4 separate regions of the Homo sapiens genome follow, and all the other regions are linked to region 1. Evidence: read pairs that join two places in POLR2A ChIA-PET (ENCODE). Cell type or tissue: CD4-positive, alpha-beta T cell. All regions are shown on one strand. Each heading gives the region's core, and the rest is flanking DNA. Links, peaks and the distances in the headings are about the cores only. Region 1 overlaps IMMP2L (inner mitochondrial membrane peptidase subunit 2). Region 2 overlaps IMMP2L (inner mitochondrial membrane peptidase subunit 2). Region 3 overlaps IMMP2L (inner mitochondrial membrane peptidase subunit 2). Region 4 overlaps IMMP2L (inner mitochondrial membrane peptidase subunit 2).

The links. Peaks named below come from ENCODE experiments on the same cell type or tissue, not always from the same donor. Only the 100,000 strongest peaks of a DNase experiment are listed, where the experiment ranks them.
Region 2: POLR2A ChIA-PET joins it to region 1 with 67 read pairs; 9 of 35 experiments call an interaction of 5 or more read pairs at or near these places.
Region 3: POLR2A ChIA-PET joins it to region 1 with 25 read pairs; 7 of 35 experiments call an interaction of 5 or more read pairs at or near these places.
Region 4: POLR2A ChIA-PET joins it to region 1 with 55 read pairs; 7 of 35 experiments call an interaction of 5 or more read pairs at or near these places.

Annotation. Positions count from the first base shown.
Region 1 is chr7:111,080,306-111,087,968 of GRCh38, reverse strand. All of the region lies in intron 3 of IMMP2L (inner mitochondrial membrane peptidase subunit 2), which reads left to right. Among named protein-coding and RNA genes, the nearest start is that of LRRN3, 7.0 kb to the left of the region's middle. In CD4-positive, alpha-beta T cell, for the core only: no CTCF peak of the experiment used is centred there; a DNase peak (open chromatin) is centred at 4,338; H3K4me3 peaks cover 661 bases; H3K27ac peaks cover 2,163 bases.
Region 2 is chr7:111,008,749-111,016,411 of GRCh38, reverse strand. The region is part of intron 3 of IMMP2L (inner mitochondrial membrane peptidase subunit 2); the gene reads left to right. Among named protein-coding and RNA genes, the nearest start is that of LRRN3, 79 kb to the left of the region's middle. In CD4-positive, alpha-beta T cell, for the core only: no CTCF peak of the experiment used is centred there; a DNase peak (open chromatin) is centred at 2,891; H3K4me3 peaks cover 1,109 bases; H3K27ac peaks cover 2,640 bases.
Region 3 is chr7:111,026,636-111,034,298 of GRCh38, reverse strand. All of the region lies in intron 3 of IMMP2L (inner mitochondrial membrane peptidase subunit 2), which reads left to right. Among named protein-coding and RNA genes, the nearest start is that of LRRN3, 61 kb to the left of the region's middle. In CD4-positive, alpha-beta T cell, for the core only: no CTCF peak of the experiment used is centred there; a DNase peak (open chromatin) is centred at 4,388.
Region 4 is chr7:111,018,464-111,025,876 of GRCh38, reverse strand. The region is part of intron 3 of IMMP2L (inner mitochondrial membrane peptidase subunit 2); the gene reads left to right. Among named protein-coding and RNA genes, the nearest start is that of LRRN3, 69 kb to the left of the region's middle. In CD4-positive, alpha-beta T cell, for the core only: no CTCF peak of the experiment used is centred there; no DNase peak of the experiment used is centred there.

The DNA of each region.
Region 1 (7,663 bases), core at 1,934-5,933:
TTATCTCTGCATGTCATTTTTCTCCTAGAATTGTTATGAACATTAAAACAGTTAATATGTATACCGGGTTTAGAAAAGTGCTGAAATATAGTAGTCTTGAACAAATGTTTGACATTATTACTGGCATTATTATGGTAGTGGTCATTGTTATCATGGTCATTGTTTTCCTCCTTTAACAAGATATAATCTCTCATTTGACCCACAATAGCACTCTTTATCGCTCTTATTACTTACCATTTTTTTGGTATTATAATTGTTTCTGTAATTTTACCTGTTTCCCCTTTTAGCATATAAGATTCTCCTAGAGGGAGTATATGTCTTGTTAAGTTTTTAAGCTCCACAATGCATATAAAATGGATAAAATAACATCTGTCGAGCACTAACATATATTTGTATATTTTATATATATTAACTTCAAAAATATTCTATTCAAATTGGGATTGATATATAAATTATACCTATTCCAGTTGAATTATAGCTATTCTAGTGTTTCGTTGTTTTTTTTTTTTTTTCTTTTTTTAAGATGGAGTCTTGCTCTGTTGCCCAAGCTGGAGTGCAGTGGCACGATCTCGGCTCACTGCAACCAACACCTTCCGGGTTCAAGTGATTCTCCTGCCTCAGCCTCCCTGGTAGCTGGGACTATAGGCGCGTGCCACCATGCCCTGCAAATTTTTTGTATTTTTAGTAGACATGGGGTTTCACCATGTTATCCATGATGGTCTCGATCTCCTGACCTCGTGATCAGCCCGCCACAGCCTCCCAAAGTGCTGAGATTACAGGCGTGAGCCACCGCGCCCGGCAAAGATAGATATTTTTACCTTCAATTGGCAGTGTAGAAACATTGGCTGAAAGAAGCTAGCTTACTTGCCCAATGTCCCAAAACTATTAAATAATGAGGCTAAAATTTGAACTCAGTTCTGTCTGCTTACAGAGCCAAAGCTCTTTCTACTGCACAAGGTACTCAATATTCACTTGTAAAATAAATGAATGCTTGATGGATGGCTGAGCCAACCAATGCAATATAGTCAGCAACAAGGGATGCCAAAAATAAAATACTATTTTTAAAAAGGAATTAGTTTTATGCACAAGACAGTGGTTGCTTTTATACAGTAGTGGTTGTTCAGGTTTGATGACGGAATTTTTATTGCTGTCATGATTTGAGAAGTAGAGCTCTGAAGAAATGCAGTGCCTAGTGGAAAAAATGAGTCGATATGCTCAGAAAGCTAAATACATATGAATGAGTCACTGATGGTGAGGGGCTGACATTGTGCTAGGAAGGTCTTCAATGACTTTGTCCTTTGTGGTCTAATTCTAATAACAGATTAGTTCTCAATTCAGTTAGAAACATGATGTAAGGTGAGTAGTAGTACTACTGACTGTTTGTTAGAATGTTGAACTAAAGCAAGTTGGGTCAGAGTTCTCATTTTCTTTTTCAAAGGAGTTTTGGAAAGTAGAATTGGAGAAAAACAGAGGTTCTTATTTACCTATAGGTTTTGTTTTAATTTTAATTTTTTTTTCTTTATTTTTGAGACAGTTTTTGCTCTGTTGCCCAGGCTGGCGTGCAATGGCATGATCATAGTTCACTGCAATAACCTCGAAATCCTGGGCTCAAATGTTCCTCCTACCTCAGCTTCCAGAGTAGCTAGGACCACAGGCACAAGCCACCATATCCTGCTGATTTTTCTTTTTCTTTTTTTTTTTTCTTTTTTTTTTCTTTGAGTAGAGATGGGGTCTCTCTATGCTGCCCAGCCTGCTCTCAAGCGAACCTTCCACCTCGGCCTTCCAAATGGCTGGGATTACAGACATGAGCCACAGTACCAGTCCACGTCTTTTTTTTAAATACTTTTATTTTAAGTTCAGGGGTATATGTGCAGGTTTGTTACAAAGGTAAACATGGGGCATGGGGCGGGGTTTTGTGCATGTTATTTCATCACTCACATATTAACCCTAGTAGCCATTAGTTGTTTTTTCTGATCCTCCCCCTCCTCCCACTCTTAACCCTCCAGGAGGCACCAGTGGCTGTTGATTTTTCATCACTTAGCCCCCACTTATAAGTGAGAACATGTGGTATTTGGTTTTCTGTTCCTGCATTAGTTTGCTAAGGATGGTAGCCTCCAGCTGCATCCATGTCCCTGCAACAGACATGATCTTGTTCTTTTTTAATGGCTGCATAGTATTCCTTGGTGTTTATGTACCACATTTTCTTTATCCAGTCTATCACTGATGGGCATTTAGGTTGGTTTCATATCTTTGCTGTTGTGAATAGTGCTGCAGTGAACATACATGTGCATGTGTCTTTATAAAAAGCGGTCAAAGGATATGAACAGACACTTCTCAAAAAAAGAAATATGTGCAGCCAACAATCATGTGAAAAATAGCTCAGCATCACTGGTCATTACAGAAATGGAAATAGAAACCACAATGTGGTACCATCCCACATCAGTCAGAATGGCTACTATTAAAAAAGTCAAAAAACACCTTACTGAGTCCTTACTAGATTAATGGGACGCAAACCCACAAAAATTTAGTTAACAGCTAAATATCCTAATCAACTAGCTTCAATCTACTGACGAGGTTGTGGAGAAAAAGGAACACTTTTACACTGTTGTTGGGAGTGTAAATTAGTTCAACTGCTTTGGAAGACAGTGATTCCACAAAGACCTAAAGGCAGAAATACCATTTGACTCAGCAATCCCATTACTGTGTATATACCCAAAGGTCTTACTTTTAATGAAAGATACGAATCATTTGAAGAACAAAAGTAATCTCACTATGCCAAGAAATTCACAATCAAGGATGACATGTCAGGAATCAATGAGACAAATTTTTTTCTCTGTCTCTTCCTCAGATTCCTTTATTCTTCCCTATGTTTCTCCTTATATTTCTCTGTAGATCCAAAAAGGTCTCTCATCTTGGCTTTTCTCTATGTCTCTCTCCATTCTTTTCACTCAGGGGATTGACTTTTACTCCTTTTCTAGCGATGTGAAACAATATCTAGCAATATTTCCACAAAATCCATACATTTACTTGTTACTCATACTATAATAACAACAATCATCCCTTTAATCCTGAACCCTCATCTATCTTTCCTTCTCTGTTCTCCTCACATTAAGTTTCTCAGAAGAGCTATCAATATTTGCTACAATCATATCATCACTTTCTACCTACTTTGTCAGTTGACTTTTCTCTGATTTCTAATCCAAACTTGTTACTGAAATTCTGCTTTGGAATCTCAACCAGTGCCCTCCCAATTTGGTTATTGCACATCAAAGCCTCCTAAGTCATCTTCATGCTTGTCTGCACATTCTGTCTCTTGTCATTGTGGGTTCATCTACCTCTTAAGTATTTATCCTAGGCTTGTTCTTTTGCCTACTGTTCTTTATATGCTCTCTTAGATAATATTGTCTCTACTACTATGTAATTACTACTTTCAAACCTATATCAGTGCTCTTGCAAGTAAAATTAATCAGTCTCTTTATCCGTGCATCCATCCATCCATCCGTCTATCTATCTTTCTACCTATCAATCCTTCCCTCCAATTGTCTGGTAAATGTCTCTACTTGCGTGATCCCCAGGCACTCTGTACTCTACGTGTCTAAAGCTGACCTCTTAAGCGCTCCCCTAAACTGGCTTTCTTCTTTTTTCCTTTCTTTTTTTTTTTTTTTTTTAATTTTATTTCTGCTGCTGCCTCGTTACCTAGAGAATTACAGGAACTTTGGATCTTGTGCCTCATATCTTGCATTTCACCATATACAACTTGATTTTACTCTGAAGTTTTCTTAAATTATCTTCTCTGTCTGCTAGATATTCATCGTCTCTTACCTTGGCTGCTGCAATTTCTCCTAACTTCCCTGCTTCCAGTCTCATCTTTTCTAGTTCATCTTTCTTGCTTCCAATCTCATACCTTCTAGTCCATTCTTCCCTTCCTCCACAACACAGTCAGGCTCACACTTGTGTTTAGCAAGCCTACTTCTTACTGTTCACTCTTCATTCCTCAGTTCAATTATTTCTTGACAGCAAATTTAGTATTTTTGTTGTTATATTTATTATTGGTATTATTCAGAAAATAGAAATGATTTTCCTTGAGCTATCCACAAACCACAATGAAATAGATCAGATTTTAAAATATGCATAGCTGTACACATGCAGAAATTATGTATGCTGAAATTAAAGTACCTAGAATAATATTAAATAGCATTTGTTGAGTTTAACTCGATGCAAGACACTGAAACTTGGTAGACCCTGCACACATATGGTTTCATTCTTACAGTACCGTGAGGCAGTCAGGGACTTTCCCCTTTTCACAGAAGAGGAAACTGGGGTTGGTGAACTTCTACAGTTGTCACGCTAGTGAAGAAGGAAAGCTAGAATGCAAGTCAGGCTTCAAAGCCAACAGTCTTAAAACTGTATTTTCTTCTCTTCAGTGATCTTTTGAGGCCCTCGTTCTCCTCTCCTTTGCGGGTTTTATAGCTTAACTTTTGCTTCCTGTGTTTGCTTATGTGTAACCAGATTGACAAAAAATATTCATGGTAGAAGACTAACAATTTAGCTATACCTCATGTTTTTCAACCCCAAAATGTTTGACAATATTTTTATTCTCCTAATTGGATGATTAACATAGTGTGAAGGTATCTATAAATCATTATTCCTCAAAGGCAAACATTATATCAGCTGAGATAATTTTTTATTATTTTCATGTTGGTTTTTATTTTGGATAGTTGTTGTTATTTGTCTGCCTTTAAGAGTCAATATTTAAGATGAATGACAATTGTATTATCCAGCTCTTTTTCTAATTATTGTGTCGTCCTGAAACTAAATAACAAAATGGATCGATACACATACATAAAACTTCAACATTGGTATACATGAAACTACTTTACTATATTTTAAATATATTTGAGACTACAAAAGGCAACATTTGCACCCTGTTTTAATAGCAGAGTTTCAAAGCTTTATTGAAGATGATTGTTATGCAGAAAACTGGAAAATCAGAGTAGTAGTCTTTAGGCATAGAAGGAACAAGAATAGGACAGGCTTAGGTTTTTAAGGTAAGGAAATGTAAAATACAATCAAACAAAAGAGCAACACGTGTCATTTTTTTTTTTTTTTTTTTGGCAAAATCGCTTATCTTTCTTTCCATTCCATAGACATGATGCAGAAAATGAGCAAATTAACCCTCGCCATTAAGAGCACTTCTTACATCTTTAACCTTTTATAAAGGGTACATTTGATTAGAAATGCAATGAATATTCAGTGCTTTGGTCAGTTTAGACTTTGGGGGTGCTCCCCAGCTGTATAATGCTCACTGAGAGCCTATGTGTGAACCACAAGCCTGGGAGAAGCCTGGCTGTCTGAAGGGGCTGTGCTGAAGGCTTTCACATAGTTCCCATTACTAAGGAAACCACTCGTTTTGTCTGAACACTCTCTGAATAGATGTCTCATTTGAAGTCTAGTGCTCAAACCATGAGGATTGCATTATGGAGCTGAGAAAGAAATGAGGAGAACAAAAAATGCTTGAAAATGCCAACAAGCATTCACAAAGCGTTGTACTGTAATAACATTCCATGAGACAGAAGGTGCGTTTATTTTTGCCGCATTCCAAGTTATTTTGGTGTTATAAAAGCAAATTCCTTTGCTTGCCCACGTAATCAAAATAAGAAAAGCAGATGTTCTTCTGACCTATTCTTAATTCCTGCTCTTGTTAGGGTCTCACTGAGAAGTGTGACATATAGAAAAAGCAGGACAAAATATGGATTCTCATATTAATGTAGATTTGCTCCGTTGTACTTTATAACTAAATGGTGTAGTGCTATCCCTGTGCCAATAAACAAACACATGTTCAGAGTCAGACCTCAGGATTTGTAGCCTCCAAATGGTTACTGTTAAATTCAGAATGGCTACTGCAAACTGGTGCTTGGTGCTCATTAATGAGCATCCAACTCAGATTTGGAGTGAGAAAACACTGCTTCTAGGAGACTCCTGCTCCACTCTCCAGCTTCTGCCAACCTACAGCAAAGAAAGCAGCTCCTACTTAAAATATCAGGCAATCATTCTTTCTTCCTCACTCTGGAAAGTAGGGTTTGCGGGACTTTCATTACAGTATATTCTTTATCATCCCTCTCCCTGTTTTTGATATGGTCAATGACGTTATTTTAAAAGTATACAATTTGCTATGCAGACACCTAGTCAGAGGTTGCCACCTCTACACCCATATAGAAAGTCACAGGAGGAAGTCATTCTTACCTCTGTGTTGAGCTACTTTAATCCTTTCAGCAAACGAGAGATGTATCAACACAGTTAATCCACAAATGCAGAAATTAATAAATATGTATAGATTACTTGTTGTTTTACTTTTTGCTGACTGTCATAGCAGTTAGTGTCTTGCCTGCAAAAGAGTCTATGAATGAATGAGATCTTTGGACTCATAGCCCAGAGCTTTAGCACTGCACTAAGGACACTCCCTCTGTGCACAGGTTGGTCAAGTCTCTCTTTGGAAGACCACTGTTACAAAGAGGTGCTAGCATGTCTAAAATCTAGAAACAGGCACAATAAGCAAGTACAAGTTTATTTCTTTCATGGATTCTTACAGATTAATACTAAAAAATTATAAATGTGAAACACTAACACAGCATTGTCAGAAGAAAGTCTTTTGTTTGTTTGTTTTTACATTTTCTTTTTTCCTTAAATATATTGGCAGTCTCGCATTTTTAATAAACATATATTTCATGTAATTGTCTTTTGCAGATTTCTTCCTCAACCAAATTTAAGAGGTGCCAAATTCAGTAGAATTGACTAAGGATAAACTAAATAGTTTTCTAGCATTTAATGGGGCATCCCAACACCACTAAAAAGGCCCTAAATTTGAAAGCATGAAAGAAGAAAGTTTATTCATGTGAAAGTACACAAATACTTATCCTATCAATAATATCCTCACTAGTCTGATTACAGGTCTTCAATTCATTTTGAAATGAACAGCCTGAAGCTGCCAGCTGTTTCTGATCTGATGTGCTTATAGAATATTTACTTAGGGTATATATTTAGCAGTTTAGATATCATGGCTGCTGACAAGAAAATTCTAATACTGAAACTTACTATGAAGTTTCTGTTTGTAAAATGGATATATATTTGGTCCCTTGTCAAAATTTGGCAGTGAACAGGATGTCTGCATCTTTGTATTCCTGGTCCTCAGCACAATGCCTAGCGTATAGTAAGCATTTAGTAAGAGGAGATTGAACTGAATTGTTTGATATGAGAAAAATACAACAAAGTCAGCATTTATAAGATGATCCTTAGCCTGGCTTAATTGAGTGTAGAATGATGGAAACAGCAAATGTTTAACTGTCTTAGACAATTAGCTAAAAAGTCTAATTTTTCCATGTCCTTTCAATCACTTATAATCTTTTTTGAAATATTCTGTGTGTATACATACACACATATGTAATATATATTATACACACATTATATATTATACACACATAATATATAATACACACATGTATATAAGAATATACATATATTTATGTATATAAGAATATACATGTGTATATAAGTATATACGTGTGTGTGTGTATGTTTACATATATATATTGGATAAAATTGCATTGAAAGGATTGAGTCAAATCTAACAGCCCTTGTTTTGTTTCAAGTACAGTGGTTATGTTTG
Region 2 (7,663 bases), core at 1,255-5,254, 71 kb after region 1:
TATAAAATATAAATATATAAAAATATATATCATATAAAAATATAAATATATTAATTTATATATAAATTATTATATATATAATTACTGGACTTTTTTTCAAGTTTGACAGGGAAGGAAGACAATATTCAAGTAACATCCATGTAGCTAATCTTCATTCTATATTCTTATCTGAGTTTAACCTAGATGAAACACAAGGCTTTTAGTGCAAAGTGAAGACGTAGTTTTAATTTTAGATGTTGAGATAAGATGTCAAAACATCTTACTCAAGCTGGCTGATACATATAGTTGTTTTTTGCAATGCACACTAAATCTCAGGCAAGAGAATTTCATATTTTTATCCTTGAAATTTTCTGGCATTATGCCATTGTTCTTAGCATAACATTATTAGTGCTACATTTTAGTTTGTTGTCTGAGGATTCCTAGGGAGTTGAATGCATTGGATCTAAGAAAATAGTTGTTGAGATATCTGAAGGAACTACTTTATAATATTTCTTAAGAGTGTTTGAAGTGGGGAATTGCTTAAGAGTCTTTGGTGTTTGAGAGAGGCTATATAAAAGGCAACACAAGTGTGTCAATCACTAGCATCGAAAAGTTTTTTTTTTAAATCATTCAATTCAGTGGTCTTAATATATTCACAGAGTTCTGGGACTGTCCGCAATATTTAATACAAGAATATTTTCATTACCCCCTAAAGAAACCCTCTACCTATTAGCATTCACTCTCCATTTACCGCCAGTTTCCTCAGCTCTAAGCAACTGCCAATCTACTTTCTGTCTCTACTGATTTGCCTGTCTTGGACATTTCATGTAGATAGACTCAAACAATAAGTGGCCCTTTTTTCTATTGTGGTGAAAAACACAGCAAAATTTACCCTCTTAACCATTTGCAAGTATACTTTTTAGTAGTGTTAAGTATATTCACGTTGTTTTAAAACAGGTCTGCAGAACTTTTTCATTTTGCAAATCTAAAACTCTATGCCCATTTTAAAAAAGCTCCCTCTTTCCTCCTGTCTCTTGCCACTGGTAACCACCATTCTACTTGCTGTATCTATGATATTAACTAGTTTAGATACCTCATTTAAATGGAATCATACAGTATTTGTCTTCTTGTGACTGACTTATTTCACTCAGCATAACGTTTTCAAAGTTCATCTATGTTTTATTACATGATAGGCTATCCTTCCTTTTTAAAGCTGAATAAGATTTCATTGTACGTACATATCACATTTGTTTGTCCATTCTTCTGGTAATGGACATTTGGGTTGCTTCTGTCTCTTGGCTATTGTGACTATTGCTGCTGTGAACATGGGTGTGAAAATATCTCTTTAAGACTTTGGTTTTCATTCCTTTGTGTATATACCCAGAGATGGCATTGCTGAATCATATGGTAATTTTAATCTTAATTTTTTGAGGAACCTCCTTACTGTATTCCATAGAGGATGCACCATTTTACAGTGCCACCAACAGGGCACCAGGGCTCCAATTCTCCACATCTTTGACAACACTTATTATTTTTGTGTTTTCTTTTGTTTGATAGGTGTGATCCTAATGGGTGGGTGTGGGATGATATCTCACTGTGGTTTTGATTTGCATTTTCACAAGCTTGTTGGCCATTTGTATGTCATATTTGCAGAAATATCTATTCAAGTCCTTTGCCAATTTTTAGATGGCTTATTTGGTTTTTTGTTGTTGTTGCATATAAGAGGTTTTTGAATATTCTTTATATTAGCCCCTCATCAAATATATGATTTTTTTTCCCATTCCATAGATTACCTTTCACTCTGTTGACTGTGTCCTTTGATGCACAAAAGTTTTAAAGTTTGATGTAGTTCCATTTGTCTGTTTTTGCTTTTGTTGTCTGTGCTTTTCATTTCATATCCAAGAAATCATTCCAAAAGCCTTTTAAATAGTCAACTTATGATAAAAACAGAGTTCAGTGATTCAAAGATTAATCCAGGAGTCATTTATATTTGCATTTAAAATGTAATTTGTACATACATAAGTGTGTGTGTATGTGTGTGTGTATATATATATACACACACAATTTTTTTTTCTTTTGACACAGAGTCTCACTCTCCTGCCAAAGCTGGAGTGCAATGATGCAATCTCGGCTCACTGCAACCTCTGCCTCCCAGGTTCAAGCAATTTTCGTGCCTCAGCCTTCTGAGTAGCTGTGATTACAGGCATGCGCCACAATGCCTGGCTAATTTTTGTATTTTTGGGGTTTTGCCATGTTGTCCAGACTGGTCTCAAACTCCCGGCCTCAAGTGATCTGCCTCCCTCGGCCTCCCAAAGTGTTGGGATTATAGGCGTGAGGCACCACACCTGGCCTGTTTGTACTTATATTTGATTATGGATATGCCTACTTTTCTGAAAAGTAATTGCCAGCAAAATAATGAAGTTTTGCTGTGAATATATGACTTGAGAAGCTGGAAATATGTCCAGTTTTCCTGACTTGACCCCTAGGTCAAGACCTCCTTGATATGAGGGAACTTTTTACATGTTTGTCTTTCAAAGAATTTTCTTGGTAAGATGAAAGCTATATGAGGTGGTAAACCAGACTTGTTTTTTAAAAAAGAAAAAAAAAATAAGCAGTCTACTTAATGTTTAATCAAGATATACCACAGATAAACTAAACGAATAAAAGATATACATAATTAAGATTTTACTCTATAATATTGCCTAAGTTACAGGGAATCATTCTACTTCACTGTAAAATGAATGATTTTTTCCACTTGTAGGCAAGGGGCATATATGGGAGTTTGTATGTGGGAGGAGTTAGTTTGGAGTGATGCCTGTGAACATAACCTGCTTGCACTCAAATCCTCCTCTTCTCCTCCTTCTGTGTTCCTTTTTATGTTGAATGGCTTCCTGTTCACCCACTTACTAAAACAGAAACTTGCACACCCTCCTTCCGTTTTCATCTCCCTCACACCTCCCATCCAGGCAGTCACCCAATTCTTTCAGTCTTACCTCGAAAAGTAAGCCTGTTTCTTTCTGTCCTTATTGCTACTTTCCTTGTGCAAGACTTCATGTTCTGCCTTAAAGTGTTGTAGAAGCCTTTTCATTGGCCAGCCTGCCTGCCTTGACTTGCCTCCTTCAGTCAGAAACATATTTATAAAATATGATTTGCTCATGTCTACCTCTTACATAAAACTCTTAAGTGGTTCTCAATTGCTCTTAGTACTAATACTGAAGTTATTATCGTGGCTTATAAGGTCTTTTGCAGTCTCACACATGTTTACCACAACAGCCTCATCTGTCCTTAGGTACTTTTCCCTTATATAATCTTTATCTAGGGGTCTTCTAAGGCCCTCTCTCCTTGTTTGTTTCTCTCAGTGGATTGTGGGGTTCATGAATTTAGGAATCATACCAATCTAGCTCACTGCTATAGTTCTTGTACCTAGTGCAATGTATAATACGTCAGGTATGCAGTACAATTGTGCTGAATGAATGAAAGCTGCAGTGCACATAAGCTATATGGAAGCCCTTCCTCTTCCTAATTGCAAATTTTCTTACAATAATTTAGGATGTTCGTTATTTTCTAACTCCCAACAAGCTTGAACAAGTTCTGAAAAAATAAGATACAGTGAACCCTCTCAGCTTTCATTTCCTCATCGGCAAGTTAGGGGCTAAAGCCTTTACTAATAAATCTGTAAGCTAAAGTGATTGGACCCATTCATCTCTGAAATTTCTGTTCTGTGATCCTATAAACATGTGTCCACCCTAACTTACCTAAAACTCCAGAATAGCTACCACATATGTAATGTATAAATAGTCGCTCTAAATCTATATTTATTGGCCTTCTAAAACATAATTTCTGTTAAGGTTGGTTTAAATTTTTTTAAAAGTCAGGATTGTGTCTTTATCAACTATGTTTCATTTGCCCCTATGTTAATATCATATATAAATATTACTATATGTGAATTATTTCATTGTAAATTGAAAAAGTATAATGTAGAGGAACTGAATGCATTCATGTTTATTTGCCTAGGTGAAATTTATATTTGTTTTTATTTTATTGGCTGCATTATTATGAAATACTGTTCGCACTATAGTGAGTCATTTCTGAAAGTAATTGCAACATTGTATGAGGTACTCAAACTCCTTAAAGGAAGAATAACAATATAAATTCAAAATGATAATGGAAATAATTGCATTGTTACTCTGAAAACTCGTGCTTGGACATCTCATCAGAAATGGTGCATATGAAAATTAGCCATATCAAATTTTACCTGAAATAGCCATAGAAATTTATTTTATCCCTGTACCTTTGATCTGCATTACATTTCAGCTCCTCAACTAATAGAATTCTCTCTCCCTGTACCTTTTTTCCCACTCGAACTCCATAAATATCTGTTACTCAATATAGACAGGGGGATGAAAATGGACATACTTACCTTCTCTTGCCTTCCACACATGAGTAGAAATGGTTCTGGAAAAGTGGGCTCCAGTAATATGCTGCCCAGCTGTGAAGTCCCAGAGAGAAATACAGGATGGCAGGAAATGGCAATGTCATAAGAATTTTGTGCTCGCTCTCCTACCAGAGCCATAGCAATTTCTAGCTTAGGGCATACCCTTCCCCACCCAAGGCACATTTTCTTCCTGGTGAGAATTGATTCATAGCCTATCAAAATCACACAAGTAAATGAGTAATTTATTTGTTTTCATTTGTTTATTCACTCATATAGAGAAAACACTCACTGACACTCTTGTCAGTTGTTGCCGTCTTCAGTGCAGCATGGTTTCAGAATTCGTTCCTTGCCCAGTAGCAAAGCTGCAAACTCTCACATCATATTGGCTAAGGGTATGATTACTCAGCTATAAGAAATGATCCTGGTCCAGAAAAGAAGGCCACAGGCTCTCCATTTATTGCCTCCCTCCCCCTTAGACTTCATTTCAGAGTAATGACATAGTAAGGGGACTCTTTTCTTCAGAAAATTGTTTTTCAAATGCACTGCATTCCTGAAGGAAACTATCTGTTGTGCATGCATTTTTGGGTACTTTTTTCTTTAATAATAACACAGCTACCTGTCCAGTTTGGGTGCATGTGGCTTTAGAATGACATGAGCAATATTTCTCTAGGTATATAGTCTGACCACTTAGTTATAAGCGTTACTGAATCAGATAGTAATGAATACTGCTCTCAGCAAATGGCAGTCTGTCTAAAATTTAGTCTTCATAATTCAACATGATTAATCTAGCACATGATTTTCTCTCTTTCCACTGGCAACTAGAACCATATATTTTAAAATTTAGTGGGTACTTTTTTTCTTTCCATAATCATTGCCTGTTATCACATCTCTACCCTCTCGTCAGTGCCACTCACTTCTACAGCCCTTTGCCAAGGATTACTCTCATCTACTGATCTCAGGAGTACTCCCTTGGTTTCCACAGTGATAATGGACCTGACTCATCGCATGCTGGGGACACTTTCAACACCTGGGTCTGTATCTTGACCTTTTTTTTTTTGTCCAGCTCTGATGGCCTCATTAAGCAGTAAACTTTGAGGCTATACCTCAAACTTGTCTTCAGTTGAAACTTTGCCACGTTTGTAGTCTTGAGACCATGAATGTCCTTTCTCCGGCCAAAACATGACCTATGATTGTAACTCTGTGCTTCCTTTATGCTCACTGAGCTTACCTTTCACACTAGCATGAGCTTCAGTTATCTGATTTCTTCCAAAGTACCTGGATGGAGGACCTAGCTTGTTCTTTGACCTTCAGAATCTCATCAAATGTCCACAAACCCCAGTTTCTTTCTGTGCAAAATAGTTGTTTGGCCTGGATCTATACATTCCCTGTAGCGCAACAATTTCGTAAACTGTGATCAGTAGTAAGAGGCTTTTTGAGAAAAGCATGCTAATGAGTCAAATTATAAAATCTCCATAGTTTTAATGGAAACTATCCATGTTTGCCTGCTTATACCTGTTAGGATGTACTGCTTGATTACCTGTCTTTATCTAGTCTGAAGGCATCCAAATGAATATACTAATCTGTGAATGACGAAAACCATTAAAATGATTAAACATGATGTTAAGATCTATCTCCATGAAAATAATTGTTAAACCAAATTTTGAGTTACATTACTAAAGATGTAAGACTCTGTGACTTCTCTAAAACCTCTTATTTGGTTTCTTAACATTTGTTAATGAAAGCATTTATATTTTAAATAGCAAGTCTTTGAAAATATGTATTAGAAATGAGATATAACTAAGAAAGGAAGCAGAATGATATGCCAAGTAGTCTACAAAATGTTACCTGCTCTAGGTTTCTCTTTACTTTTTACTTTGCCTGTAAAATCTATGGGAAATGCTTGGAATATTTATCTAAGGAACTTGCAGATATGCTGATATAGTTGAAACCATAACTGTTCAATTAGGACTCAATTGTAAATCAGCTGATGGCTAGGTTGTTTAGTAGCAGGGACACTGACACGGAGAGTTTGTTTCTTAATTTCCTGTGTAAATGAGGGCATACATTTAAAAATAAAAATGTTGCCTTGAAGCAGTGTTACAGAACACAAACAAGGTTCAGAGCCTTTGTTGAATTTCTCTTCAGTGCTTTTGTTCTGTTCTCAAAACCACAGCATTTATTTTTCAGCTTCTACTCAGAGAACCCAAAATCCATTTTCCAAAGTAGAATATGAAAATAAGTGGGAGTGGCTTTGTGAGCCTTTAGACTGTGCTTATGGTGTTGCCAAAGATTAACTTCCTTTTTTTATCCATTTTGTTGAAGACAGACTGAAAACAAAAACAAAAAATAAATGATTAAAGCCATATATAACATATACATTTTCAGTATGTCAAAATTTAAAATTTTCTCATATTAACAACTTAAAATGGGAATATTTCAACTGCAAGGTGTTCTTGTATACCTGTGCTTCATGCCATGGGTCATCATTATTGGCATTTTTTTATGTGCCTGTTATGTATGAGGGGCTATGATAGGTGACCTGAGCAATACAATTTCTGCCCTCACAGAATTTATGGTCTTAGAGAAATTGTTAAGATCAAAGCTAAAATAAAAAATACACTCAGAAAAAAATGCATATATGTTCTGAACTGAATCCACAATTAATTTGGCTTACTAATATAGTGTTGAGTGAAATCATTGCAATTATAGCTTTTACCAAATAATAGGAACATTTTGGCTTAACTGAAGAAATGGTTTGCAACAGTGAAGTTAGATGTGGGCAAAATCTTTTCTAGAACAATCTGATAAGGCCAGAAAACCAAGTTTTTAAATCGCTTTTAGAGAGAAGATAATACCAGCATATCGTTATGGCAGCACATAGTAGAAAAACAATAAATACATACTGATTGTATTAATAGAACAGCCCCCAAAATTGTAAAATGATATGAAGCAAATACTGACTGTGACCTGTGGACCATATAGGACACAAAATTTAAATTTGAAAACAATCAATGTAAGTTAGTCAGGGGATGTCTTCATGAATAACTGACACTGAGATGACTCAAAGTGGCACAGAATCCATTCATATTCCTGCTTTTGTTTAGAATTTCCTATTCAATTTCTGGAAATACCTAATTCATTCTTTATAACTCAAGACTAGCCCATATTGTATCTTTCCATTGTAACTTTGCTGAACCTTCTCACACAATTACTTCCCCCTCACTACTCATACAACAAATAGTTTTGAGT
Region 3 (7,663 bases), core at 2,408-6,407, 54 kb after region 1:
TTTTTTACTAGACTGTAAATTCACTGCAGGGTAAGAATTTTATCTTAATTCATCTTTGTACTTCAACTCCTTTATACAACCTTGTGTCAAGGAAGAATTGAATACGTGATTGCTGCATTCCCCCTCCTCATTTTGTAACTACTTTATTTTTAATCATCATTATTGAAATATAATTTACCTACAGTGAAATTCATTAATTTTATGTGTACATTTCAATATATTATAAAAAATTCAACATAAAAAGCATTCACGTCACTTCCCATACTCCTTCTCTTCCTTTTTGCAGTTATTCTTCTCCCATCACACCTACCACCTGGCAACTACTGATGTGCTTTATGTCACTATAGTTTATTCTCAGTGATCTATTTTATTTTATAGCTGAGCAATGTTCCATAATATGGATATTACCACTATTTATTTATCTGTTAATCTGTTGATGGGCCTTTGGGTTATTTATAGTTTGGGGCTATTGTAAATAACACTGCTATGAATATTAACTACAAGTTTTTGTATTGATATGTTTTCATGTCTCATGCATAAATATCAGAATGTCATATAGTTGGAATTACATAGTATGTAGCTTCCTCAGATTGCCATATTTCACTAAGCAATATACATTAATGGTTCTTCCATGATTTTTCATGACTTAATAGCTTACTTCTTTTTATTGCTGAGTAATATTCTGTTGTATGGATGTATCACAGTTTGTTTACTATTGAAGGATATCTTAGTTGTTTACAAGTTTTGGCAATTATGAATAAAGCTGCTATAAACAGTCCTGTGAGGGCTGTTGTATGGACATAAATTTTTAACTTATTTGAATAAATAACAAGGAGCACAATTGATGGATCATATGATGAGAGTCTATTTAGTTTTGTTAGAAACTGCCAAACCCTCTTTCAAAGTGGCTGTGCCACTTTGCATTCCCACCAGCAATGAGTGAGAGTTCCTATTGTTCCACATCTTTGTCAGCATTTGCTGTAGTCAGTGTTTTGGGTTTTAGTCACGGTTGAATGTGTAATAGTATCTAATTGTTTTAATTAGCAATTATCAAATGACATATGATATTGAACATTTCATATACTTGTCATATGTATTCATTTTAGATAGGGCATCCATATCTTTTGCCCATTCTTATTTTTATTTATCTATTTACTTATTTTAATTTATTTATTATTTGAGATGGAGTTTCGCTCTGTCACCCAGGCTGGAGTGCAGTGGCACGATCTCAGCTCACTGCAGCCTCTGCCTCCCAGGTTCAAGTGATTCTCATGACTCAGCCTCCTGAGTAGCAGGGATTATAGGCACATGCCACCATGCCCAGCTAATTTTTGTATTTGTGGTAGAGATGGCGTTTCACCATGTTGGCTAGGCTAGTCTCGAACTCCGGACCTCGGGTGATCTGCCCACCTCTGCTTCCCAAAGTGCTGGAATTACAGGCATGAGCCACCACACCCGGCCTATTTATTTATTTTTTGAAATGGAGTCTTGCTGTGTCACCCAGGCTTGAATGCAGTGGAGCAATCTTGGCTCACTGCAGCCTCCACCTCCTGGATTCAAGCAATTCTCCTGCCTCAGCCTCCTGAGTAGCTAGGATTACAGGCATCCACCACTATGCCTGGCTAATTTTTGTATTTTTAGTAGGGAGGGGGTTTCACCATACTGGTGAGGTTGATGTCAAAGTCCTGACTTCAAGTGATCTGCCCACCTTGACCACCCAAAGTGCTGGGATTACAGGTGTAAGCCACTGGACTCTGCCCTGTTTTGCCCATTTTTTAACTGGATTGTTTCCTTATTGTTAAATTTTAACAGCTCTTTTTATATTTTGGATATAAGTCATTTATCAGATGTGTGCTTTGAAAATATTTTCTCCCAGGCTGTGGCTTGGTTTTTCATTTTCTTAACAGTGCTTTTCATAGAGCAGAAGTTTTTAGTTTTAATGAAGTCATTTGTCAAGGATCAGTTTATCATATTTATGTAGGTCTACACATAATTCTAGGCTCTCCATTCTATTCTATTGATCTGCTTTTCCATTCTTTTGCCAGTACTAATGGTCCAGGTCAGATGCGGTGGCTCATGCCTGTAATCCCAGCACTGTGGGAGGCCAAGATAGGCGGATACCTTAAGCCCAGAAGTTTGAGATCTGCCTAGGCAACATAGCGAAACCTTGTCTCTACTAAAAATACAAAAAAATTAGCCAGGCATGGTCATGCCCACTTGTCGTTCCAGCTACTTGGGTGGCTGAGGTGGGATGACTGCTTCAGCCCAGGAGGCGGAGGTTGCAGTGAGCTGAAGTCGCACCACTGCACTCCAGCCTCGGTGACAGAGTGAGACCCTGTCTCAAAAAAAAAAAAAAAAAAAAAATCTCTGGTGTTTTTCATGGTCATAGCGGCATTATAGGTTTTTTCTGGAGTAAGACCACAGAGGTAAAGTGCCTTTTCATTATGTATCAAGGGTACATATTGTCAACATGATTTATCACCTTGATCACCTGGCTGAAATAATGTTTGCCAGGTTTCTGCACTGTAAAGTTATTATTTTTCTCTTCTTTCTATACTATAATTTTCAGAAGATAGTCACTATGAGCAGCCCACACTCAAGGAGTGGAGAGGTATTCTCTTCCTCTTTGAGGGCAGAGTATAGGCATAAATCATTTGGATTTCCTCCGTTGGATATACTTGCCTCTTTATCTTCATTCATTTATGTATTCAGTCATTTATTTATATCTGTGTAGGCTTGTGGATATTTATTTTACACTTTTTGTTATAATCCGATATGTTTTTAAAATTTTGGTCATTAAATTATTTCAGCTTTGGCCATTGGGAGCTGTTTTAGTTGGCTTTGGTGTCCCTTTGACATATCCACATCAATATAGGATTTCTCTTTCTCTCACACACACACACACACACACACACACCCCTACACCCCTTATTTTCTAGCACTACAAAATGTTCCAGGCTCACTTTTTATATTTCCTGTTCTTGTCCTAGAAGCATCCCTTTTCTCAAGGAGCATGGATGCCTTTTATTGGGGAGTGATGTTAGAAACCAAGGTCTGGGCACTAGGTATGCTCATTGCTACTGATATGTGATTGCTTCTAGGCCCTCTCAGCTGACAGAACGAAGAAATACAAGCATAGATTACTAACCTGTGTGTATACATATAACTATAAACATTACTATATGTAATTATCTGTATCTATATTAAGCTAAACATGTGTTCATACTGTGTCTCCTACCATAATTCATCACCATATGGATGATTCTAATCACTCTCCCTTGCTTACCTCTAACCTCTCACTCTAACAGTGAGAAATCTGGTTCCCATCCTATGGCATCCATTTACTTGTCTAATTCTCGTGTATATATATTTTATATATATATATATATATATATATATATATATATATATATACACACACACACACACATACACACACATATGTATATACACACATACATATATACACAGACACATATACACACATATGTATGTACACACATACACATATATATACTTTTGCTTTTATTTATTGTTCCTACTGTATGCATTTTTGCTCTAAAGTATAGTAAATACAGTGGGTAACTATGTAGTTAATCCTGTTTTACTAATATAAATAAAGTGAATACATTTGTATTAACCTTTCATAGTTGAGAACTTCATAGCTCACCTCTACTACAAAGGAACCTCTGGAGTCTTGGGGATAGCAACTCAGTGCAATTTCTTTAGGGACTACATAGCTAAATCTTTAATCACAGTCAAATTGGCATCTTCTCTGACTTCCTCATGTTTGTTGTGTAGATATTTTAACTGTACAGATCCCATGTGAAGGAAGAGAAAGGAATAAAAAATACTTCATAATAATAAAACTAAGTATATCATCTGTTGGCATTCATTATGAGATCATATGTTTTCACATTAAATGGGGAAATAAGGAAAGAAGAGTTTGTTCAATGAAAGGAAAACAGTTTTTTTTTAAGTAGCATCAGTTTTTAGCACATATTATAGGCTTTTTTTTCACATTTTAAAAAAATTTTAGATGATGGAGGAAGTGTAGGAAGTGACTAATATTTAAAACAATTGCCTCAGTGGTCTGATTTTCTGCTAGTGATTAGATGCAATAGGTTCAATCCTGAACTCTGCACATCTTTGTCATTGTGATTTGGCTCTTGAGATTGAGTCTCTCCTGGGGCAGAATCCAATATTCCTTTTGTGGTAATGAGCTGGAATGAGCTACAGTCTGGCTTTCTGGAAAGAATCAGGAACTTGGGAGAAGGAACAGTTGTGACCACTGGGTTTTGGGATTCTATGATTTGTGATTCTCTCACTGTCTCATTTAAGTGACTGCCTTTTTGTTCCCTTTTCACATTGCCCAAGAAGCATGATCTGGAATCCTGCCAGAAGCCACTTATGCTGTCAGTGTTTTTAAAGCTGTTCTTCCGTTTGACTAGCAATAATTTTCTTAAAAATCAGTAAGATGAGGTTGACTCCTTCAGTAGTTTCAGAAATGTGTTGCTGGATTGAAGTGGCTGAAATTATAGCTGGTATGGAAAATGATGAGCAATACATTGAAATACCCAAATACCTTGTTTTCTAACTATAACAGTCATTTCATTTTCTTCTAACTTGGTAGGCTTACTATTTTTAGATTCATGACAAAAAAGCCAGAAGACATTTGACCATCACTAATGGACTGTAGACATTGATAGGGTAATTTAGGTAGTCTGGATGACTTCAGTGAAAACCTTTGGATCTTAGGTTAAAACAAATCTTTGAAAGTTGATTCCTCTCTGGTCAGAGCCACCTGATGCAAAGAAATAGCTACCTGTATCTCTTCAGTGGCTTACTAATAGTTTGATCTAAATATGTCACTTGACCTTTTTATGTTTCCATTTTTTCACCTCCAATATGGAGAGAGTACTTCCCTAGAGGGCCCAACCACCCACAAGAGCACTTTGAAAAGTGTGAAGATATTGCCGGCTCTCATCTCTGTTGCTCCCAGTGAGCTGAAACCAGATCCTTCCCTGATGTAATTCTCTGTTTGACCATCCTTGAACTATGTCCCATGAAAGCTGTTAAACTCTGTGTTGTACCTAGGTTATGCAGTGGTTTATGGAAATTGGATCAATGTCCATGACTTTTAAATCTATTGAGAACTCAAGCAATAAGTGACTATTTTATCATGACAGCTGATTTATAACTACTTAGAAGAATCATATTTGTTCCCATTAGTCATGTCTGGATAGTTTCTGCAATATTTTTAAAGCAGTATTCTTTTAGAAGGCTAATAGATATTTTATGTAAGTATAATTTTAATTGATGCACTATATATTCTAATCCATTAGATGTATTTCTGATTTTCTTAAAAGGGAGGTTCAGAGTCCAGTGACATTTGAAGAAAATCTTATTTTGCAGCTTAGTTTTCACAGTCTTGCTCATAAGATTTCTTCCTTATGTCAAATCCAATCATTTTATATGCAGATGTATGTCATTTATTCTTTTAAAATACATAACCTTTTCTTTAGCAACATAGTGTGATATTAAGAGAAAAGAAAGAATGCAAGGAAAACCATGGAATACTAACTAAAAGTTTGGTATGTTAGCATCATCTAGAAACTGTTAGGGAAATGACTTCTTAAATAATGAGGCCCATCTTGAAATTCAACATAGTTTATTTTTTTAGAGAATCTCCTTTTGATGGTGTATTTAATAACCTGTTATGCAGACAGTCATACCATCTTCATTAGAAATAAACTACATAGCTTTTTCTTTGCATAAACATTTCCTCAGAGCTGTTTGCTGTTATCTTTGTTTAGAAAGAAGATGATTATTAAGTATATTCAGCAGTAATGAGATTTCCCTATGCTGATTGCAAGATCTAATTTGTATAATATGTAGACTGAAGAGTGGAAGAGAGAGAATGTGGGAGAGTCCAAGGGAAAAGTTTCATGCCAAACAATATACAGTATTTGCTGTTTATCACTGACCCTGTGCTCAGTATGAGTGTGCTTAATCTCATAAAATATGACAGACTTACCAAGTTAATGGTTATTAGACTTGTCAATGTAAGTCTACTTTACCAAGCTTTGGCTAACGTTGAAAAAATCTCATTTAAATTGTTTAATTTGTGTAGGAAGGTTGATTAACAATTGTTATACTATTATTCTTTCGTTTAAATTTATTTCTTCCATTTGTTTTTGAACTTCTTAAACTTTTAACCATATGAACCTTGAAACTATACACTTCAAGAAAATTTATCTTAAAATGAGTTTTAAGGTAAAATATATGACTTATTTTTAACCCATGAATTTAAATTTCCTTATTAAATGTTTCATTTGCTTTTGCCTTTCATTTTTCAGGAATCATTTCTCCTAGTCTGTCTTTCTAAGTTGTCAAGCTTTTGTGATTATAAACAATAATACCGCTTTAGTCTGTGAATTTAGATTTCGTCCTATTCTGAGTCTTCTGCCCCATGAAATGTAAAGTTGAGATTTCTTTGTTCTTCATTTAGATATATCAAGATATGTGCCTGAATATTGTGTAACACATAGAGAAACAGTATTAGACTTCCCTGTACATAGTAGATACTCAATAATCTCTACCATTTATCAGTCGAAAATGAAACTTGCATAGTAGTCATTTTTGCAAGCTCTTCACTGTGTCTGTAGACCAAGAGCATTTCTACCCTGTGTACCTCCAGAATCCCCTCCGAGAAGAAACCAGGAAGTTCCCACTAAATGACTTTAGCCGTCCCAGTGACAGAAAATGGTCTGCAGTTTCATTCACATAAAATTAGTGTTTCTTTTTCTCTCTGCCTCCTTCCCGCAACCACATCATTATTGAGTCATTCTAGTCATTTTAGATTGTGCTATTTTATCTGTGAAATTCAGTGAACTAAATATTTTTAGATATTCAAAGAACAAATAATTGTGATGTATTTTGTAAAATATATAACATCACTAATATTATTACAATACATAAGCAACACAACATCAGCCTTCGTTTCTCTTGTATCTGTCTAGACCCTCAAGAGAATTCAGCAAATGAGAACTCAGCCCTTACCAGTGATATACAATATTGTTTGTTCTCTACCATACTGAGTTGTTTGTTTATACCATGTATCAAATCCATTTGAGAAACTGCAGTGGGCGTTGAAGTGGCTCTTTATAAGCAATAGATCAATAAACAGAGTGGTTAATCTGTGGTGAGTTAGCAGTTAGAGACTGCTAATGAAGTTACACTCATTCTAAGATGTCTTTCAGTGGGAGAGAATGTGACAAGGACAGAAAACTTAAACTGGATTATCCAGAGAGATAAAAGCAAGTTATGTTGAAAAAGTGTATCTGGTTTTATTTACGTCTTTTGTAAGGCCCCAGGTAGCTCAAGAGGCATCTCTGACTTACACAGAAAAAAAGAGGAAATAAAAAACCAGCATTATCTACCCCCACATTACACTACAACTGTATACAACTACTTAATCCTTTCTTCCCCTGCAAAAGAAACTAACAGCATGCCAAAAGAAATCTTGACGGGTTTAAGAGCAGTGTGGGGATAATTTCAATAATTTAAAAAGATGTTGCTTTCTGTAATAAAAATTGATTCCATTTCTTTTATTTACTTGAATGAGTGCTTGTTGTAAACACCTTAAATTGAAATGCATCTA
Region 4 (7,413 bases), core at 829-4,828, 61 kb after region 1:
CAAACTCCATTCCTGAGGAAACAATGTTAAAACAGATTTAAAACAATGTTAAAACAGAATTAGTTAAAATGAGATTCGTTATTCATACCATTCATTCCATGTATCTAGCCATCTATCCATTCATATATTTCTTCAATAAATATCATGCCCAACTAGGCTTAAGCACTGGGCTGGATGCAGGGAGTACAGTAATAAGCAGGAAACTCATATCACCCTCCCAGAGAGGACTGTCTTGTAATTAGAGGTGTAAGCCAGGTTACATGGTGGAATGAAAACTACATTAAAATTTTACCTATTTTTTATTTTCAGGGGCTTCATTGCTCTGCCTTTTCTAGATGTTTAAGAATTAACCATTTAGGCGCAACCTGTTTTATTTAGATGGAAATATTTCTAATATATGACCTCTAAACAGAAATATTGGATGTAATCTTTATGCTTTCAGGATCATAGTTTTGGATATTACAATAGCTTGTTTAATTCTGATAATTCTTATTGGTAAAAATGACTTTTATTGGTGTAAAACTCTAGGATTTACCAAGATTAAACTTTTTCTCATTTAATCTTCACAACAACTCTAGGAAGTAGATGACATGGCTAACCACATCTTATGGATAATGAAACTGAATCTCAGAGAGATTAAGTGGTGAGCCACTTTACTTGTTTACATCACCTGCCTGGTGCGTATAGGCCCCTGAGTTTCTGGTTTGTTCAAAGTTCAAAGTGCTGTGTTGGAAGCTAAGAAGTGGTATAACTGACATATTTCAGATGATATGGGGGATGAGTATGGTGGGAGGAGGGAGTAGGTGAAGGAAGGAATGAAAGAGATAGATGAACCATTTCCATTCCTATTTGGAGAATCTGATAATTTGGTAATGGTTATTTGTAGGTAACCAAAATTTCAGAAGTTTTTCTCTAAAATATGCTGATTTCAATACTCCCTTAATTAAGCCTCTTGTTTTCTTTTTGACAAAAAATAATCATAAACCCTGAAAATGTCTGATATGATTAAGGAAAATTTGAAAGACAAGTAAAAATATGCAAGTTAAAGTCAGGGGTATCTTCTCTCTGCTATTTTTCTTTCTGCACAGGTAAATGGTGCTAAAGTTGTTTATGGATTATATGTTCTAGTTATTTGGTTGGTATTAAAGAGTAAAGGGGCTTCTAGATGTGTGATAGTTATTGAAAGGATAAAAGCCAGGGAGGAGTAACAGGGTCAGGATTTACCCTTCTACAAAAGCAACAACAACAATAAAAAAGGGCAAAATATATGAAACAAGACTCTGGGCATCAGGCACTTTATCAATATGTTCCCTGGGAGATGGGAAACAAGGTGAGCCTTACCATTGTCCCAGCTTACTTTCAAGATGCAGCATAGAAAGGAGGAACCAGACAGAGCACAGAAGACTACCTGGGTTGAGGTGATGGAGCTGAGAATCTGGGAAGACCAAGGCATTTGGAGTTCCTAGGATAAAGTAGGAGAGAGAATAGAGAAAAGGGCTGCCCAGAGAGCCTCCTCTAGAGATCTGCCCCCTCAAGTAGTCAGCTGAGTCCTGATCAGCTGATGTGCCTGAGGAAACTACTCGACTCTGGAAGGAAAGAACAGGTGTTTACATAAGTCAAAACTTATCCAGTTGTACACTTTAAATATATGCTATTTATTTCATATTATAGCTTAATAAAGCTATATTTTTGAAGGGTAAAAGATGCATTGCTAAAATTTTGCCCCAAGAATTTTACCTATCTTTGCTTCAACCTGCATTCTCTATTTCAGTTTCTTCATATGATAAATTCTTGACTCAATTGAATGGTAGAATTCACACGGCCAATATTTCAGATCTATTCATTTGTGGGTTTAATATGGTCATCTACAAATTACTGATAATAGTTTGCTTTTTCTTACTTGTGTCATGAGATTACAGTTGAATATATACTGGACTATTCACCTATTTCTCTAAATTAGTGATTCTTAACCTTTCTGAAGTTATTTCACCTCTTGAAAATTTGATGAGAGTCATGGACTCCTCATCCATAGCAATGCATATGTGATTCTAAATGGTTTCATAACTCTCTAAAGCCCATACATTAACCACTACATCCCCGTCATTCATGAAGTTTAAGAATCCATAATTTGAATAAACTTACAATTTTTGTTTTGTTTTGTTTTGTTTTAAGATGGAGTTTTGCTCTGGTTACCCAGGCTGGAGTGCAATGGCATGATCTCGGCTCACTGCAACCTCTGCCTCCCAGGTTCAAGTGATTCTCTTGCTTCAGCCTCCTCAGCTAGGATTACAGTTGCCTGCTACCACACCTGGCTAATTTTTTTTTTTTTTTTTGTATTTTTAGTAGACAGGGTTTCACGATTTGGCCAGGCTGGTCTTGAACTCCTGATCTCAGGTGATCCACCCACCTTGGCCTCCCAAAGTGCTGGGACTGCAGGCATGAGCCACCGCTCCCAGCCCATAAACTTATAAATTTATATTTGTTTGAAAGGAGCATTTTGAGCCACGCTAGTCTAGATGATTTGTTTATGTGTTTACCAAGATCATGAACAATTGAATATCTAAGTATTATTTAACAAGGAAATGATGGCATTTTGTGAGTGCATGTGTGTTTAGCTGATACAGAAAATGTGTGAAATAGAAAGCTTACTTTCAATAATCCCTTACATTACTGCAGATGTTAAGCAAGTACCAGAACTTGCCTTCAGGACACTGTTAAGAGAAATGCGAAATCTCATTAGGCCCTGCTTCGCACATCACATCCTCATGTCCACAGCAGCAAATTCGCGGGGTCTTCTGTGACCATGGAATGCTGTCAACAGTTTTACTGCTACATTATGTATGACTTCTTTTCTACTGAGGGCATGAGCAGTTGGTAGAGAGCTGCAAAGGTGAATTTGTATTGTGTCCGGTTCATGGCTCAGAAATGAGTTGCATCTGCTCTGTGTATTTGCTGTCTTTCTCATTCAATTTCACAACATTTTCCCATAAAAAAAAGAAAGGTTAGCATTAATAATGAATGAAACTTATTTCTGATCAGAGTTCTAGGATTTTTTTAAGGCCATGTAACGTCTGTTATGCAGTGGGTTGGTGAAAGGATCAGCAGATTGGTGACGGAGCAATTGGATGTTATGACATGAATTAGTGACCTCTCTGCTTCTGTTTTTAGTCCTGAAGCTATAGGATATAGATCATCCTTGAGAAGAGCCAAAATTTTTTGTGAGGGTAGATCAGTGTTTCTCATTTTTGTTTTTATTCCAACATTTGCAAAGGGGTATTACACATGTCCATCATAACCACAGCTACTCACTAAGATTCTTGAGGGAGCAGTGTATCTCGGAACATCTGAGGAGGAGTAGAGTTTCAAAAGTCTTCTCCTTTCCTAACACTTCTTGGGGTCTTGTTTATTTTCTTGCCCCCAGGCTGAAAAAACACTTGTAAAGATTGACTTGCAGCACTGAGTCTGTAGGAAAATCATGGCAACTTAAAGCAAACATTAAGCTGGGGTTTTGTTTCCTTTGTTAGATTGATGGGGGCACTTCGTTCTAAGGATGTCACTGATTCTGAAATTATGATGCCAGAGCTACATTTCTGCTATGCCCAGCCTGCATTCACTCATACCACCCTAGTCTTAGGAATTTTTATAGCTAAGCCCATGACTCCCCCATACTTAGGCAGGAAATATGAGATTTAGAAAATGGCTCTGGCTTCAGACTAGGATTTGTTGGCAGAACAGGGCCAGATTTGGTTCACTTGGAAGAAGGGTGGCATAATGCTCAGCATAGGTGATTCTACTTAGGAAATGTTGATTGATTAGGGTGAGTGATATGGTTTGGCTGTGTCTCCACACAAATCTCATGTTAAATTGTAGCACCCATAATTCCCACATGTCATGGGAGGGACCCAGTGGGAGGTAATTGAATCATGGGGGCGGGTCTTTCCCTTGCTGTCTCAGGAGATCGGATGCTTTGTTTGTTTGTTTGTTTGTTTGTTTTGATATGGAGTCTCACTCTGTCACCCAGGCTGGAGTGCAGTGGTGAGATCTTGGCTCACTGCAACCTCTGCCTTCTGGATTCAAGCAATTCTCCTGCCTCAGCCTCCTGAGTAGCTGGGATTACAGGTGCCTGCCACCACCCCCAGCTAATTTTTGTATTTTTAGTAGAGATGGTGTTTCACCATGTTGGCCCGGCTGGCCTCGAACTCCTGACCTCAGGTGATCCTCCCACCTTGGCCTCCAAAAGTGCTGGGATTACTGGCGTCAGCCACCGTGCCCAGATGATCTGATGGTTTTATAAAGAGGTGTTCCCCTGCACAAGCTCTCTTGCCTGCTGCCATGTAAGATGTGACTTTGCTACTCCTTCATCTTCTGCCATAATTGTGAGGCCTCCCCAGGCATGTAGAACTGTGAGTCCATTAAACTTCTTTCCTTTATAAATTACCCAGTCTCGGATATGCCTTTATTAGCAGCGTGAGAACAGACTAATACAGTGAGTAAGGAATCAAATTACAAAGAATGTTTTATACCTGCTTTCAATTTATACCTGCTTTCAGATAGGATTTTCTGAGGCTTATGAGAAAATAAATATTTGCTAAATAGAAGAGAAAAGGAGTGAGAAGAGGGAGAAAGGGCGGAAAGATGAGCTGGATAATGGAAACTGTTTTGTCTGCCATGAGGAAATAGCTAACCTATAACTCAAGTCTCTTTTTTAGGAGTTTCCTGGTATAAGGAATAGTGTATTGTTCACCCACTCTCTATATTGAGCAGTGTTATTCTGAATAGTGTGGTTACTATTTACTAATTTATTAATTATGTTGTAGCTTTCATCACTACACATTATTTTTTGGCAAATTAAAGTCAAATGAGGAAATACTTGATCTATTTTACTTTTACTAATTGTTATATTTTGTTAAAAATGAGCAGGAATTTAAGAAATACCTCATGACACACTTTTTTTAGATCCCTTTGAAAACAATTTGAATATATGAGTCACTGAAATATTTGAAACAAAAACTGACAGAAATGAAGGGAGAAACAGACAATTCAACAATAATAGTTGGAGACTTCAATAACTCACTTTATTTTTCTTTCTTTCTTTTTTCTTTTTCTTTTTCTTTTGAGACAGGGTCTTATTCTGTTGCCCAGGCTGGTGTGCATTAGTGCCATCTCAGCTCACTACAACCTTGCCCTTCTGGGCTCAAGTGATCCTCCCACCTCAGCCTCCTGAGTAGCTGGAACTACAGGCACATGCTACCACACCCTGCTAAATTTTGTGTTTTTGGTGGAGACAGTGTTTTACCATTTTGCCCAGGCTGGTCTTGAACTCCTATGCTCAAGCAATCCACCTGTCTCAGCATCCCAAAGTGCTGGGATTACAGGCGTGAGCCACCCTGCCCGGCCAACAACTCCAATTTAATGTGCAATATACTATAGTAGAACGTAAGTTCCCTAAATGTAGGAATTTGCATCTTGGTTTTTTCGTTTGCTTGTTTGTTTGAGATGGAATCCCTCTCTGTCACTCAGGCTGGAGTGCCATGGTGCGATCTCAGCTCACTGCAACCTTCGCCTCCTGGGTTCAAGCAATTCTTCTGTCTCAGCCTCCCGAGTAGCTGGGATTACAGGCATAAGCCACCATGCCTGGCTAATTTTTGTATTTGTAGTAGAGGCAAGGTTTCACTATGTTGTCCAGGCTGGTCTCGAACTCCTGACTTCAGATGATCCACCCGCCTCAGCCTCCCAAAGTGCTGGGATTACAGGTGTGAGCCACCGTGCTAGGCCTTTTTTTTTTTTTTTAATTGTTGTATCCCTAGTGTCTAGAAAGATACCTAGCACATAGCAGACATTCAATATGTGTCTGTTGAGTAAGTGAATATACTATACAAGTGACATCTAAGAGCTATGTAGAGAAAGTATCCTTCTGGTGATCCGGAAATGCTTCATGGAAGAGATGGCATTTTGGCTTGACATGGAGATGTTACTGTATTCCAGAAAAATGGAAAGGTATGAATATGGAAAGCAGAGGGAAGGAGGGTCATTGAGTTGCCTTTCAATTTATGCCCTTACTTCCAAGAATTTTTTTTCTGGGTATAATAAACAGTGTCACCAGGCCAGCCTCCAGAACCCCTGGTAGTGGGTCCTTTCCAAAGGCACTGGCATTAGCTGCTGATTTATACTGGCTCTTCCAACATGTTTTTAACTCTCTAGGCAGGAGTCTGACTTTCTTTTGTGTTCCTTTTCAACCTTGTCTTTTCTTTTCTAAAGTCATTTTCAAAGGAAGACAGAAGACCTTGTGTAAGAGGAGGCTAAATCCTTTTTTCTTTCAGTGTGACTTCTTGATTCTTTGAAAAGTAGGTGGAGGCCCCCTTACTGGCTGCCTCCCCCTCTGTCTGCTTCCTGGGCACCTCACTCCTGCCAGTGCTCCCAGGAGGGTGGGGTTGTGACTCTCAACCACTGCAGTTTCCCTGCTGCGGGGCTGCTCTGATTTCTGACTTCCCACTTTGCTCTCCCTGCCCCTTGCCCTGCTGCCTGAACTCTGTTCAAGCACAGCAAGGATACAGATCCTGGAGCTTTGCAAAAAGTAAGGAAGCCCTGGAACACTGGAGCAAAGGCAGCAAAGAGCTCACAGTCACCTTTAGTTCCCCATCCTCCTCCCTCGTCAGTTTTTTTCCCTCTCAATGCCAACAGATATTTCCTTCATGTAGTGTGATTTATTTACCCTCCATCCTCATTCAACACATTTATTGACTGTTTACACTATGCTAGGTGCTCAGAATATAAAGATAGTAATCTCTGCTTTCAAGGAGCAGAATTATCTGCACAGAATCTAGGTATGGAATAACTAGTCATTACAGTGTATCCTCTATTTAGAAGTTATCTACACCCCTAGCTAGCTTGAATATGTTCACTAACTCAGTCGACAATTTGTCTTAATTAACTGATTTAGGTTATTAGAAAGATTGAACCATTGCAAATGTAGGTGTAGGATTTTTTTTAAATCAATGCCATTGTGAAATGAGTATTCATAAAAAATACTGATGCTTGTAATAATAATAATAATAATAATAATAATAATAATAATAATAATAATAATAAAAAGACACACAATTTCCAGTGGTTAGAGGTATGGACTCTAGCCAAAGTATGTCATCCAAATTTTGGTTTATCCTTTTACTACCTATTTGGTATTGGGCAAATCATTTAACTCTGAGCCTCAGTTTCTTTATACGAGAAATGGGAACAATTCTGTTAGCTGTCTGTTGGCATTGTAGGGGTTGAGTATTAAATGAGTTTATGCAAAATACTTAGAACAGTGGCTGCTACACACAAAGCGCCACATGTGTTAGTTACTGTTGAAATGTTTCTACGTTGTAGATCTTAACCACAGAACAGCCGAGAGTTAAATTCTAGTTTGAACAA